2 separate regions of the Homo sapiens genome follow, and region 2 is linked to region 1. The links are chromatin contacts, found by Hi-C or POLR2A ChIA-PET in ENCODE. All regions are on one chromosome and are shown on one strand. The core of a region is the stretch at or near the end of the contact, and the rest is flanking DNA. Distances in the headings are between cores, read along the strand shown. Region 1 has its middle 28 kb from the start of LINC02983. Region 2 overlaps RNF216 (ring finger protein 216).

Region 1 (6,900 bases), core at 1,557-4,056:
GTGGGCAGATCGCTTGGGGTCAGGAGTTCAAGACCAGCCTGGCCAACATGGTGAAACCCCATCTCTACTAAAAATACAAAAATTAGCTGGTGTCGTGGCACATGCCGGTAACCCCAGCTGCTCGGGAGGTTGAGGCATGAGAATCACTTGAACCCAGAAGGCAGAGGTTGCGGTGAGCGGAGATCGCACCATTGCACTCCAGCCTGGGTGACAGAGCGAGAACCTGTCTCAAAAAACAAAATAACAAAGTTATGAATTGAGGCATTATTTGAGGGAGGGGGAGGAAGGGGCGTGGTAATGACAGACTCATGGTATCTCTGTGTCTTCAACTATTGGCCTTTGTATTTGCAGAGTGTTTCATGATTATATTAAATTTCACAATGTCTAACAATTAATAGTAGCCCTATTTCACTATGTGTCAGGCACTGTCTTTTTGTTTGTTTGTTTTTTTGGAGACCGAGTCTCACTCACTCTGTCGCCCAGGCTGAAGTGCGATCTTGGCTCACTGCAACCTCCACCTCCCAGGTTCAAGTGATTCTCCTGCCTCAGCCTCCCAAGTATGTGATATTACAGGCATGCACCACAACACTTGGCTTATTTTTTTTGTAGAGATGGGGTCTCACTATGTTGCCTAGGCTGGTCTTGAACTCCTGGCCTCAAGCAAGCCTTCCGCCTCAGCCTCCCAAAGTGTTGGGATTACAGGCACGAGCCACTGTGCCTGGCCAAAAGGCTGCGTGACTCATCAGGTGACTGCTATGCCCTTGTGCCATTTATTTATTTATTTATTTAGAGACAGAGTCTCACTCTGCTGCCCAGGCTGGAGTACGACAGCGTGATCTCAGCTCACGGCAGCCTCTGCCTCCTGGGCCCAAGTGATTCTCCTGCCTCATCCTCCCGAGTAGCTGGGATTACAGGTGCACACCACCATGCCCAGCTAATTTTTTGTATTTTTTTTTTTTTTTGAGATGGAGTCTCACTCTGTTGCCCAGGCTGGAGTGCAGTGGCACAATCTCTGCTCACTGCAAGCTCTGCCTCCCAGGTTCACGCCATTCTCCTGCCTCAGCCTCCTGAGTAGCTGGGACTACAGGCGCCTGCTACCACGCCTGGCTAATTTTTTGTATTTTTAGTAGAGACGGGGTTTCACCATGTTAGCCAGGATGGTCTTGATCTCCTGACCTCGTGTTCCACCTGCCTCGGCCGCCCAGTGTGCTGGGATTACAGGTGTGAGCCACCGTGCCCAGCCAGCATTTTTTGTGTTTTTAATAGAGATGGAGTTTCACCATGTTGGTCAGGCTGATCTCAAACTCCTGACCTCGGGTGATCCACCCGCCTTGGCCTCCCAAAGTGCTGGGCTTGCAGGCATGAACCACCACGCCCGGCCCCCTTGTGCTATTTATTGATTACTTACTGTACTGGGGCTGAGCCAAGGCCAGGGCCCTGTGGTCCATCTCTGCAGACCTGTGTCTGGTAAAATCCTACCGCCGGCCTGAGTTCTGGAGTAGGTCACACGTTTGTTTTCTTTTCTTCTCTTTCTGTTTTTTTCTTTCTTGAGACAGTGTCTTGCTCTATCATCCAGACTGGAGTGCAATGGCATGATCATGTCTCACTGCAGCCTCGACTTCCTGGCCTCAGGCAGTCCTCTACCCTCAGCTTCCTCAGTAGCTGTGACTATAGGTACATACCACCATGCCCAGTTAATTTTTTGTAGAGATGGGCTGTGGGTGGAGGGGTCTTACTATGTTGCCCAGGCTGGTCTCAAACTCCTGGGCTCAACCAATCCTCCCAACTTGGCTTCCCAAAGTGCTGGGATTACAGCTGTCAGCCACCACATCCAGCCCACACTTGCTTTCAAAATGCCCTGCCAACCCAGCAGCCAGCGTTGACATTTCTGCTCTGTTAAGACATTGTTTGCCTCCGGGTTCAAGTGATTCTCATGCCTCAGCCTCCAAAGTAGCTGGGACTATAGGCATGTGCCACCACGCCCAGCTAATTTTTTTTTTTTTGGGGGACGGAGTCTCGCTGTGTTGCCCAGGCTGGAGTGCAGTGGCGCAATCTTGGCTCACTGCAACCTCTGCCTCCCGAGTTAAGCGATACTCCTGCCTCAGCCTCTTGAGTAGCTCGGATTACAGGTGGACGCCACAATGCCTGGCTAATTTTTGTATTTTTAGTAGAGACGGAGTTTCATCATGTAGATCAGGCTGGTCTCGAACTCGTGATCTCGTGATCCGCCCGCCGCAGCCTCCCAAAGTGCTGGGATTACAGGCATCAGCCACCACGCCCGGCCAATTTTTGTATTTTTAGTAGAGACGGGGTTTCACCATGTTGGCCAGGTTGGTCTCGAACTCCTGACCTCAAGCGATCCACTCGCCTTGGCCTCCCAAAATGCTGGGATTACAGGCGTGAGCCACTGTGGGTGGCCAGAAACCTCTCTATACAGAGCAAGGCCTTGGGGGGTGGTTTTATTGACGGACAGTGTGGACCCGTCTCCCTGCCCGTTCGCTGCTGTGTTGCCCAGAAACAACTGACTGTCCCTTATCAGCTCTGAGACAAACTTCAGCCAAATCCTGAAACGGTCCCACCTGCTTTTCAGTTTGTGGTTTAAGGTTTTGGGGTTGTTTTTTTTTTTTAAGGAAGTGAAATGAACAATTCTCCTCTGGAAGAGAAAGATAAGGCTTGAATCCGCCGGAGCAATGTCTGCTGGAAAGAAATATTTTTTAACTTGTGGGCAGTTCTCCAGCTGGGCTGTGTGAGTGAGGAAGCTGGCAGCGCTCTCGCTGAGAGAATTGAATAGTTGCTCCGTCGTGGCAGGGGTTCCTTTCCCCGGCGAGGCAGGCTGTGGGCCCAGGCCAGCCAGGCACAGCGATAGGGATGGCCTTCCGCCATAACGTGGCCTGGAGATCTGGTGAACTGGGAGGCCTGGACCCATTCCCCAGGCCAGCCACCTCCTCCCTCCAAAACACCCACTCCTGGCTGATGGGGGCCACTTGGGGCACCACAGACCTTTGCTATCTAAAAGCTGCATTTCCCAAGCCTTCCGTTGCTTTTTAAAATACAGCTTGACCCTCCCTGACACTGCAGAGTCATTCTCTAGCTTGCTGCCCTCTGGAGACTGCTGTGTATGGCTTCCGAGGTGGCCTTAATGCTCCATTGAGTTTCTGCAGGAACTCACTCCCACCACCTGTTGCAGGATGTGTTTGGTAGCAAATAATAAAAAACCTAGCTCGAAACAGCTTCACAATGCAGGGAATTTGGTGTGATGGAAAATGTGCAGTGGTAGGGTAGGCTTCAGGTCGAGCTTGATCCAGCAGCTTACATCTCTAAGGACTCAGTTTAGGATAGCTGCCAGCCAGCTGGGCTGTGGGATTCCTTGTTTATTCCTACTACTGAACCAATTGCTCTGACCAGGGGAATGAGAGCACCTTGATTTGCTTAGAGTAGTCACCCATTCTGTGGCACCCACACCACACAGCTGCCACAGAATGGGACAGATCGAATTTTGTGGTGCTCACAGAGTCCCCCCAATCCCTTTGTAAAATGTAGTATAGTGACTCCTGTGGAACTGACCTGAGCTGAGCTCATCTGAGCTGTCCTCTGACCATCACCCACAAGTCTGTGTGTTCTTAGAGGGGACAGCCCTAGGCCAGGTGCAGTGGCTCACGTCTGTAATCCCAGCACTTTGGGATGCCAAGGCAGGTGGATCACTTGAGGACAGGAGTTTGAGACCAGCCTGGCCAACATGGTGAATTTCAATCTCTACTAAAAACACAAAAATTAGCTAGGCATGGTGGCGTGCACCTGTAATCCCAGCTACTTGGGAGGCTGAGGTGGGAGAATCACTTGAACCAAGGAGATGGAGGTTGCAGTGAGCCGAGATTGCACCACTGCACTCCAACCTGGATGACAGAACAAGACTCTGTCTCAAACAAACAAAAAAAGGGGACTGGCCCATTCTGTTCTGAGTCTCAGCACCCAGGGCCATCCCTTCTCACCTCCCAACCTCCCTTCTCTGTTCTCTGCTCCTAGCCATGCTGGCCTCCTTTCCATGCCTTTTTTTTTTTTTTTCCATACCTTAAGTTCTCTGCCCTTGGCCTGCCCCAGGGCCTTTGCACAAGCTGTTCCCTCTGCCTGGAGCCCCCCCACCTTGCTGAGTTTGCTGCTTCTGCTTATTCTTCAGGATTCAGAGAATCTGCCCTCAGGCTCTGCCTCCCTGCTCTCAGGGCCCCTTGGGCCTCGCCTGTCCCCACTTCCCAGGGTTTGTAATTGACCGCGTGAGATGAGGGGTTTCTGTGCGAGCACATCGTGATGAGTTTGAGATCCCCCTTGGTTTGTCCTCCCACTGATTCGAGCTGCCCCCAAGCTCACTGCCTTGGGAAGGGGTGAAGTGGAAACTGAGGGATGGCTGGCTTTGCCTCCTGAGAGCCCAGGGCAGGCTGACTGGTGCAGGGGGAGCACTGTCCCGAGAGAGCAGATGCCATGGGCCTAAAGGACCAGGGATGGGAGCAGGCAGCGGGTTCCTGGGCAGAGCTGAGCCTCGGGGAGGACAGCAGTGGGGACTGGTCTGCTTTTAGGTCCCATGATGACGTTAGGTGGGAGCAGGAGTTGCCAGTTTCGGTGGGGTGACCGGGCCAGTGCAGAACGGAGGTTGGGTCGTTCAGGAAGCAGATGCTGAGAAGGACTGCGGAGGGCAAACGGGTTCTTGGGGTTTGAAGGAGGAGTGACACTGGGGAAGGAGCACAGAGGGAACGAAATGCGGCAGGGAGCTGTTAGACTGCGATGCTGGAGCCAGCACGGCCCATGAGAGAGTCCCGCATGGGGCAGAGATGGCCAGGTCTCGCCCGCTCATTGGCTGGGGTCATATGGAGAAGAGTGTGATCTTGCTGAAGGACCAAACTCTCTCCTGGCGCCATGGAAGTGGTGTGTGTGTGTGTGTGTGTGTGTTTGTGTGTGTGTAGTGGGGGTGGGGGGGAGGCACCATCTAGGGACATCCAAAAAGTTCTGTTTCCCACTTCCCCGAATTCACAGCCTGGGTTTGAGCCCCCCTGCGGGGAAGTGGATGGTCAGCAATCCCGGAGGATCTTCTCAGGACCGACTTGGCGCCATGGGAATGCAAACCCATAATAGGAGCCCATTCCCACCGAGGGGATGGCACTGTCCTGTGGGGAATCAGGGAGGACAGGAGGGGCTGGGCTTGTGGAATTGCTTCTGACGCCAGTGAAGCCAGTGGCGAGCAAGGAGACTAAGGTAGTGCTCCCACGAGAGTGCTCCTTGATGCTACTCCCCAGATAGGCTCCCCAAGAGTACTCCCTAGAGTACTTCCCTGAGGGTGCTCCCCAAGTATGTGGCCTGAGAATGTTCAAGTATGTGCCCTGAGTGCTCCTTGAGAGTGCTACCCAAGCATATGCCCGAGAATACTCCCTGCAGGTGCTCCCGATACTGCTCCCCAGATATGTTCCCCCCCAAGAGTGCTCCCCAGATATGCTCCCAAAGAGTACTCCTTGGAGTGCTCCTCTGAGAGTGCTCTCAAGATAATCCCCAAGAGTCCTCCCCAGTAGTGCCAGGGTTGCTCCCTGAGCAAGAGGATAGGAAGCCAGCCTCGAGTTTGCTGATGAGGCTAACCTCACAGCAAACTCCTAAAGTGACGGCGTGGAAGGTGGCACTCGGAGTGCCAGTGTGACTGGGATCACTCTTAGAGCACCACCCTCCAGGCTCTGGTTTCCCCAACTGTAGGGGTGAGGGCGGCATTGGTAAGCAAACTCTACCCTTTAGGATTCGAGAGATAGAAAATCCCAAACAACAGCGGCTTAGCCAAGCAGCGCGTCCTCTCTCACTGGCAGCTCGGGTGGCCATCTGCGCTGATGGGCAGTGGGGGAGGCGTCTTATGCCCTGGGGACGCCTTCTCCTCCGTGAGTCCCCACTCTGCAACCTGGGTGCTGATGGGGCCCTGCAGGCTGGAGGGTGTCCCTGTCCTCGGCTCCCAGGCTCTGTTGCTCCCTCGCTGTGTGCCCTGGGGCAGCTTCCTGAACCTCTCTGAGCCTCACTCAGGGCCCCATCTGTAAAATGAGGTTCTTTCTTTTCACTCATTGAGGAACTCATTTCTTTCCTCCTGCTTCTCAGAAATCAGTCTGGATGGGTAACAAGACATCAAACTGATACTAATCCAGTGGCCTCTGGAGTGGATGCACAAGATCATTTACTCACGTGAGAAAAAAAAAATAACACTTTCTTTTTAAGTTATTCTTTTCTATAAAATAAGAATAAAACAGCCGAGGCAGGAGGATCACTTGTGGCCAGGAAGAGTTCAAGACCAGCCAGGGCAACATAGTGAGACCCCATCTCTACAATAATCAGAAATCTTAAAAAATTAGCCGGATGTGGCTCGGCACCGTGGCTCACACCAGTAATCCCAGCACTTTGGGAGGCGGAGGCAGGTGGATCATGAGGTCAGGAGTTCGAGACCAGCCTGGCCAACACGGTGAAACCCCATCTTTAATAGTAATACAAAAATTAGCCAGGTTTGGTGGCAGGCACCTGTAATCCCAGCTACTCAGGAGGCTGAGGCAGGAGAATCGCTTGAACCTGGAAGGCAGAGGTTGCAGTGAGCTGAGATTGTGCCACTGCACTCCAGCCTGGGCAAAAGAGCAAAACTCCGTCTCAAAAAAAATAAATAAATAAATAAATTAGCCGGGTGTAGTGGTGCATGCCTGCAGTCCCAGCTACTTGGGAGGCTGAGGCAGAAGGATCGCTTGAGCCCAGGAAGTGGAGGCTGCAGTGAATCATGATTGTGCCACTGTTCTCCAGCCTGGGTGACAAAGCAAGACTCTCAAACCAAACAAACAAAAACTTTGCAGGCCAGTAGCAGTGGCTCATGCCTGTAATCCCAGCACTTTGGAGGCTGAGGCA
Region 2 (6,900 bases), core at 3,231-5,730, 250 kb before region 1:
CTCTTCTCGGGAGGGAAGGAGTTGGAGCATGAGTCCAGCATTCTAGGTTTTCTGGAGTCTGCCCAAGACTCTCGTTCCTGTCTCACTCGATGAAGCACTGATGGGACCTGGCATGGTCTAGGTCCCTGGGGGCTGCTGAGAACAAGAGAAAGCTGGGTGGTTTGTACTGCGCCAGAGGACCCACGGTACAGTAGGCAGAGTCCAGTGCACCTCGAAGGCTGCTTTTTGGGTCCAGGGGAAGAGTAGAGCATGTGTTCAGCATTTGGGCTTCTCAAGGGGCTGCCTGAGGGACTGGCTTCTGTCTCACCCAACTCACTGCTGGCAGAACCCAACCTACTCTAGATGCCTTGGAGCTGCTGAGGCCAAAAAAGAGCTGGGCAGCTTACAGCAGCTCCAGAGGGCCTGTGATACCTCAGACAGGCACCAGAAGAAGCAAGAGCTTGCAAGCTCCTGAAAAAAGGAAAACAAAAGCCTGAGCACTTATATTAGCCTACGATTTAGCAAAATCTTCTTGCAGGAAGCCTATTTTAGAATAAAGTATGAGTATCTCATGTAATTTATTGAGTACTGTACTGAAAGTGAAAAAGAGAATGATTGTATGGGTACTTGAATTACAGTTTCTACTGAATGTGTATCACTTTCACACCACAGTAAAGTCAAAAAGTGTAAAACCATTGTAAGTTGGAGACCATCTGTATATGCACCCGACATCAGTGCACCCAAATATGTGAAGCAAATATTGACAGCCGAAGGGAAAAATAACACAAAAATAGTAGGAGATTGCAATACCTCACTTTCAATCATTGTTAGCACCACCAGGCAGAAGATTAGTAAGGAAACAGCTGACTTGAACAACACTATAGACCTAACAGACACATACAAAATATTCTAGCCAACAGGCACAGAAAACACTTTTTCTCCTCTGTTGCGCATGGAACATTTTCCAGGATGGAGAATATTAGATCATAATACAGGTCTTAACAAATTTAAGATCAAAATCATACCAAGTATCTTTTCCAGCCACAAGGCGATACACTTAGAAATCACAAACAGCAAGAAAATTCACAAAGTATGAGAACTAAACACACTGTCCGGGCATGGTGGCTCCCACCTGTCATCCTGGCACTGTGGGAGGCCGAGGCAAGTGGATCACCTGAATTCTGGAGTTCGAGACCAGCCTGGCCAACATGGCAAAACTCTGTCTCTACTAAAAATACAAAAATTTAGCTGGGTGTGGTTGCGTGCGCCTGTAATCGCAGCTACTTGGGAGGCTGAGGCAGGAGAGAATCGCTTGAACCAGGGAGGTGGAGGTTGCGGTGAGCAGAGATTGTGCCGCTGTACTCCAGCCTGGGCGACAGAGTGAGACTCTGTCACAAAAAAAAAAAAAAAAAAAAAAACCACACACACACACTGAAAAGCTTTTTTTTACTAAGATCAGGAACAAGGCAAGGATATCACTGTCACCACTTCCATGCTATATAACACTGGAAGCCCTAGCTAGAGCTATTTGGCAGGAAAAAGCAAAAGCATCTATATCCGTGCAAGTTCACAGATAACATGATCTTATACATAGAAAAATCTGCAATTTCCACAAAAAAACTTGTTAGAATTAATATATTCAGTAAAGGTGCAGGATACAAAATTAGCACATAAAAATCAGTTGCGTTCCTGTACACTAACAAACACTCCAAAAAGAGAAATTAAGAAAATCTAATTTATAATACATCAAAAAAGTTGGAATACTTAGGAACAACTTAACCAAGGAGTGGGTAAAGACTTATACACTGAAAACTATAAAAAACTGCTGAAATAATTAAAGAAGACATAAATAAATGGAAAGACATCCCTAAAATGCATATGGAACCACAAAGGATCCCAAATATCCTAGACAGTCTTAAGAAAGAAGAACAAAGCTGGAAGCCTCACACTTCCTGACTTCAAAACTTATTACAAAGCTACAGTAATTTAAACAGGCAGACATGTAGACCAATGGAACATAATACAGTGCTCAGAAATAAATCCACACATTTATGATCAGCTGATCTTCAACAAGGGTGCAAAGAACACCCACCGGGGGAAAAGGTAGTCTCTGATTAATGGTGCTCTGTAAACTGAATATCCACATGCAAAAGAATGAACTTAGACGCTGATACCATATCTCATATCATAACACAAAAATCAACTCTTTAAATGGATTAAAGACTTAAGTGTAAGACCTGAAACTATAAAAACTAGAAGAAAACGTAGGTGGAAAGCTTCATGACATCAGTCTTGGCAATGATTTCCTGGGTATAATACCAAAAACAAGGTGACAAAAGCAAAAAACAGGCAAGTGACTACTAAGATGCTTTCAGCAAAGGAAACCATCAACAGAGTGAAAAGGCAGCCGGTGGAAAGGAATTGAAATCCTTTGGGAAAGGATCTCAGCATGTTCCTGTGTTCATTGCAGCATTATTCACAGTAGCCACAAGATGGAAACCACTTACTGACATGTTCGTCAACAGATGAATGGTTAAAATTTGGTATATTATGCAGCCTTTGAAAAGAAGGAACTCCTGGCACATACTAACAACACAGATAAACCACCTTGAGGGACATTGTGTTCAGTGCAATTAGCCAGTCATAGAAGGACAGATACTGCACGATTCCACTTAAATGCAGGATCTAAAGTAGTCAGACTCATAGAAACACAAAGTAGAACCCTGGGTGCCAGAGGCTGGGAGAAGGCAAAGTGGGGAGTCACTGTGCAGTGGGAAGTTTCAGTCATGCCAGATTAAGTTGTTTAGAGATCAGCTGTACAACATTTTGCTAACAGACCCTGTACACTTAAAAATGTGTTAATTGGGTAGTTTTTGTATTGTGTGTTTTCACCACAATTTTTTTTTTTTTTTTTTTTGAGATGGAGTGTCGCTGTGTTGCTCAGGCTGGAGTGCAGTGGTGCAATCTCAGCTCACTGCAACCTCCACCTTCCGGGTGCAAGCGATTCTCCTGCCTCAGCCTCCTGAATAGCTGGGACTACAGGCACATGCCACCATGCCCGGCTAATTTTTTGCATTTTTAGTAGAGACGGGGTTTCACCATGTTAGCCAGGATGATCTTGATCTCCTGACCTCGTAATCCTCCACCTGCTTCGGCCTCCCAGAGTGGTGTTTTGTTTTGTTTTGTTTTGTTTTGTTTTGTTTTGTTTTGTTTTGTTTTAGTTTTTGTTGAGATGGAGTTTCGCTCTTCTTGCCCAGGCTGGAGTGCAATGGTATGATCTTGGCTCACCATAACCTCCGCCTCCCAGGTTCAAGCAATTCTCCTGCCCCAGCCTCCCGAGTAGCTGTGATTACCTGCATGTGCCACCACGCCCGGCTAATGTTGTATTTTTGTAGAGGCGGGGTTTCTCCATGTTGGTCCGTCTGGTCTCGAACTCCTGACCTCAGGTGATCTGCCTGCCTTGGCCTCCCAAAGTGCTGGGATTACAGGGTGAGCCACCGTGCCCAGCCTACCGCAGTTTTTTTTAAAGGGCATATGGTTCATTTTTTCCCTCTGCCAAGAGGGATGTGCAGCATGAGTGAGAACAAAGTCTGTTTTGAACTACTGAGGTTTGAGTTTGTTCCAGCAGCATAACCTAGCACATCCTGACTGATAAGGATCATAAGGACCATAACTGCCCTTGGAGTTGGAGAACAGGAGCAGATTTGAGAGGTAGAGGATTAGAAGGTGATATGTTGCATGTGAAGGTGGGGAGAAAGCCAGAGGTCTCACAGGCGTGTCTGGTTTGGACCACTATGTAGTTGATGATGCTGTTTACAAAACTGGAAATGGAATCCAAAAGATTCAGGAGAGATTACTTTTGTTTTGGACATGTTGAGTTTTTAGGGGAGACATCCAGTGTGTACGTGTTTTTACAATGCCTGGCACATAGTAGGTGCTCCATAAATCAGTGACCCTAGATCAGTGATCCGGGTCAGTAACACAGGGAGAGATCTAGGCTGGAAAAAGATTTTGGAGTCTGAAATGAGCAGCAAAAGGAGGAAAGAGGAGGAGAGGGGTAAGGTGCCCATCAGGGAGATTATTATTAGCTTAGAAATGCTGGGCCATGCTAAGTTTAAAGTATGTTTTTTCATTTATTCACATCTTTTTATGCCCCTCAGCAACGTTTTGCAGTGGAGAGAATGTGTGTTATGATTACATGATGGATTACAGTATGTTTCAGAACTTGACTTTCACCTATGGATAACAGCATTCACATTTTAGTTTCTAATGTTAGGGTAAGGATTGTAGGTGTTTGGCCCATCATGGAAAATAAAGTGAAAAATGTTATATGGGGACCTGAGGCAGTGACGGCCTGGTGGAGCTGGCTCAGTGACCACCAGAGGAATGAGAGAAGTCCCCACCTTGTCCTTTGGATGAGAAAGGAGAGTTTATGCCTAATCTTCTGTCCTTATTTGTGGGCTGTGGAACGAGTTGCCACTAGGTGGCACAGATGCTCCATGAGGAAAGGGTTTTCTTCCTCTTGGGTGTTTGAAAAGTATGTGTCAGCAAAACACTGTTTTGTAAGCAGAATTGACACAGTTCTTTTGGGCTCAGTACCAAAGCAAATCGCTACGTGCATTTAGACTTTATCTAAGAAGTCCATGTTATTAGCGCATACGCTTTTACCTTTCTCAGTTGTGCAAATTCTCCTTATGCCATTCTTTGTAGCAAGATGGCTAAAGCAGTCGCTAATCCTTGAGGATTCCTGATATTTAAGACATGAGCCACAAGCTAATTTTGACCCGTGTGAGACTAAGGGCACCTGCTTTCTCATTGCAGTGTCTTTGCCAGTAATATAAATTCCAGTTGGCTTTTCAGGAACTTGTCGCTCTGAAATGAGGCGTTTATATTAATACGGCATTAATATAAACGTATTAATATAAGACGGCCTCTGGAGGAGGACTTGAATGGCTGGAATCAGTCCTCTGGAATCCCTGAAGAATAAGACACTGTATCTTTGATGAAATGGAGAGAGTCTTTGTTTCATTGATATGATGGAATGCTTTTGTCAAGGCTCTCAGCTCCCTTGTGTGTTCTCAGATAAAGAATTCATTAGTTTGTTTTCAGTGTGCTGCTTTTAGGAATGAATTGGGTGTGTTTGGTGTGAGACTGAAGAGTGTTACATAAAAGGAGATTTGAAGGTGATGCTTCTGGAATATGTATTCTTAGGGTCAGAAGTTTCACTGTTGAGTCTTTTCTGCCTTGCCACAGCCATAACTTTGCTTTATAAACTCAGAGCTGTGTAAGTCAAGTTTTCCAGAAACTTAGGGCCACAAGGTGGAGGTTTAGGCACACTCATGAAGCAAGCGCTAACGACGAGAGACCATCAGGTGGTGAGAGTTTAATCAGAGTAACTGAAGAACATCTGGTGTAGTCTTTTCGTGGAAACTGCAAATGTGTGTGTGGTTGTGTAACCACCCATCTTTTCCCAATGTCACTTGTATTTATTTATCTTTTCTCACCTGCCAGCTTTCTTCCCTGCTTGTTTTTCTGCCCTTTCTAGGTTCCCATCCTATTCTTTGTAGCATTTGCTGTTTTTAACTTTACAGCCGTGAAGTACAACCAAAATTCACATCTGCAGTGAACCAGTTTGTTGGTTAAAAAACAGGCATCTGCAGCCTCCTACAGTAGCTGCATGGCTGCGTGAAGAGAATGTAAATGAGTGTGGACCAGCTATCAATGCCAGGGCAGCTCCAGCTGTGATGGCGGGTGGTTGGCACTTATTAACAGCACTCTAATTTGGGGCCCAGCCAGTCAGCTGACTCCTGTGCTGAGCACGGCCTTCACATTTATCTAGAGATGAATGAAGCTTGGGCCACTTGTTCCTACTATCAGGGAAGACCTTTATTCAGGAAGTAGCGTTGACAAGAACCAAATAGCTGGGTAACAAAAAGATTTTTAAGCCCACAAATGAGGACTCATTTACTGGAGTGGAAGTCCATGCTGCATGATGTGAGTCAAATATGAAGGAGGGTGGTGTGAGAATTTCTCATCATGGAATGTGACCTGCCCTTGCTCCTCCAAGGTGAGTCACTTTCTTCAGAGCCCAGCATGGGTCCCTCTGAAGAGCTTCAGGTTCAGGCCGCAGAAGGACGCTCCCTTACAGGTATATCATGTAGGGTGCCTGGCAGAGCTCTCAGCTCATATTGGTCCCCACAGCAGCCCTACAAAATAGACACTGGCTTAAAGTCAGGTGATGGTAAATGGCAGAGCTGAGTGGGTCGCAGACACCATCCCTGTGAGCCTCCCTTCCGTCACGTACTGAGCAGGGCTGGCGTCATAGCAAGGAGGCTTCAGGATTTTTAACTCTACTTGTGTCTGAGTACTTCTGTCAGTTTTCACTTTTTAAAATTTCACTTTTTAAAATTTAAAAGCATAGTGAATCTATTCATCACAGACTTCTTGATCCTGGGAAGGTTTTGGTTAATTACACACGCAAGCACATCCTCTTCCCTTACCTGCTATTGAAGCACAGTAAATACAGCATAGAGTAGATGTGTTTGTTAGATTCTTTTAAAGAAGAAGAAAAATAATAAAAGGCAAATGTTGCTTGCCTCCCTTCCCACCCTGCCTTCCCATTAAGAGTCAAATACCATGCTTGCTGTTTCAGTGATTATTCAGAAGGGAGAGAGCTGACAACCCGAAATAGGGAAAGGTAAAAATACATACGCATTATAACAAAACGCCAATATGAATAAAAATTTTATTTTTGTTTCTGCTTGGCCCTGTGGAAATAGTTTTTTACCCCTGTATTTCAGCTACTTTATCCCTCATGTCAGATGCTAATGGTAGAAGCACCTGCCTCTCCCCTTGGCCCGCCTTGGAGGAGGCTGGGAGCTGTGAGTGAACATGGACTATGCTGCCACTCCCACTCCCTCT

The links. A loop is a pair of places that touch in the nucleus more often than their neighbours do. ChIA-PET counts read pairs that join two places held with the same protein, here RNA polymerase II (POLR2A). Pooled maps may share reads with other maps.
Region 2: a loop to region 1 is called in a pooled map, with 2.2 times the contacts of the local background. The contact joins two enhancer-like sites. A Hi-C loop is called at or near these places in 1 of 50 pooled maps. POLR2A ChIA-PET finds 5 or more read pairs at or near these places in 4 of 52 experiments (A673, AG04450, Panc1 and 1 more).

The regions. Positions count from the first base shown.
Region 1 is chr7:5,453,802-5,460,701 of GRCh38, reverse strand. It overlaps a transcript of FBXL18 not described here. Among named protein-coding and RNA genes, the nearest start is that of LINC02983, 28 kb to the right of the region's middle. RefSeq lists an enhancer at 4,497-4,997. Within about 2 kb of position 2,806, at least 9 of the 41 ENCODE cell types and tissues checked have a DNase peak (open chromatin) inside an H3K27ac peak, as active enhancers do.
Region 2 is chr7:5,702,216-5,709,115 of GRCh38, reverse strand. All of the region lies in intron 13 of RNF216 (ring finger protein 216), which reads left to right. Among named protein-coding and RNA genes, the nearest start is that of MIR6874, 6.2 kb to the left of the region's middle. RefSeq lists enhancers at 410-479, 5,967-6,900. Within about 2 kb of position 4,480, at least 11 of the 41 ENCODE cell types and tissues checked have a DNase peak (open chromatin) inside an H3K27ac peak, as active enhancers do.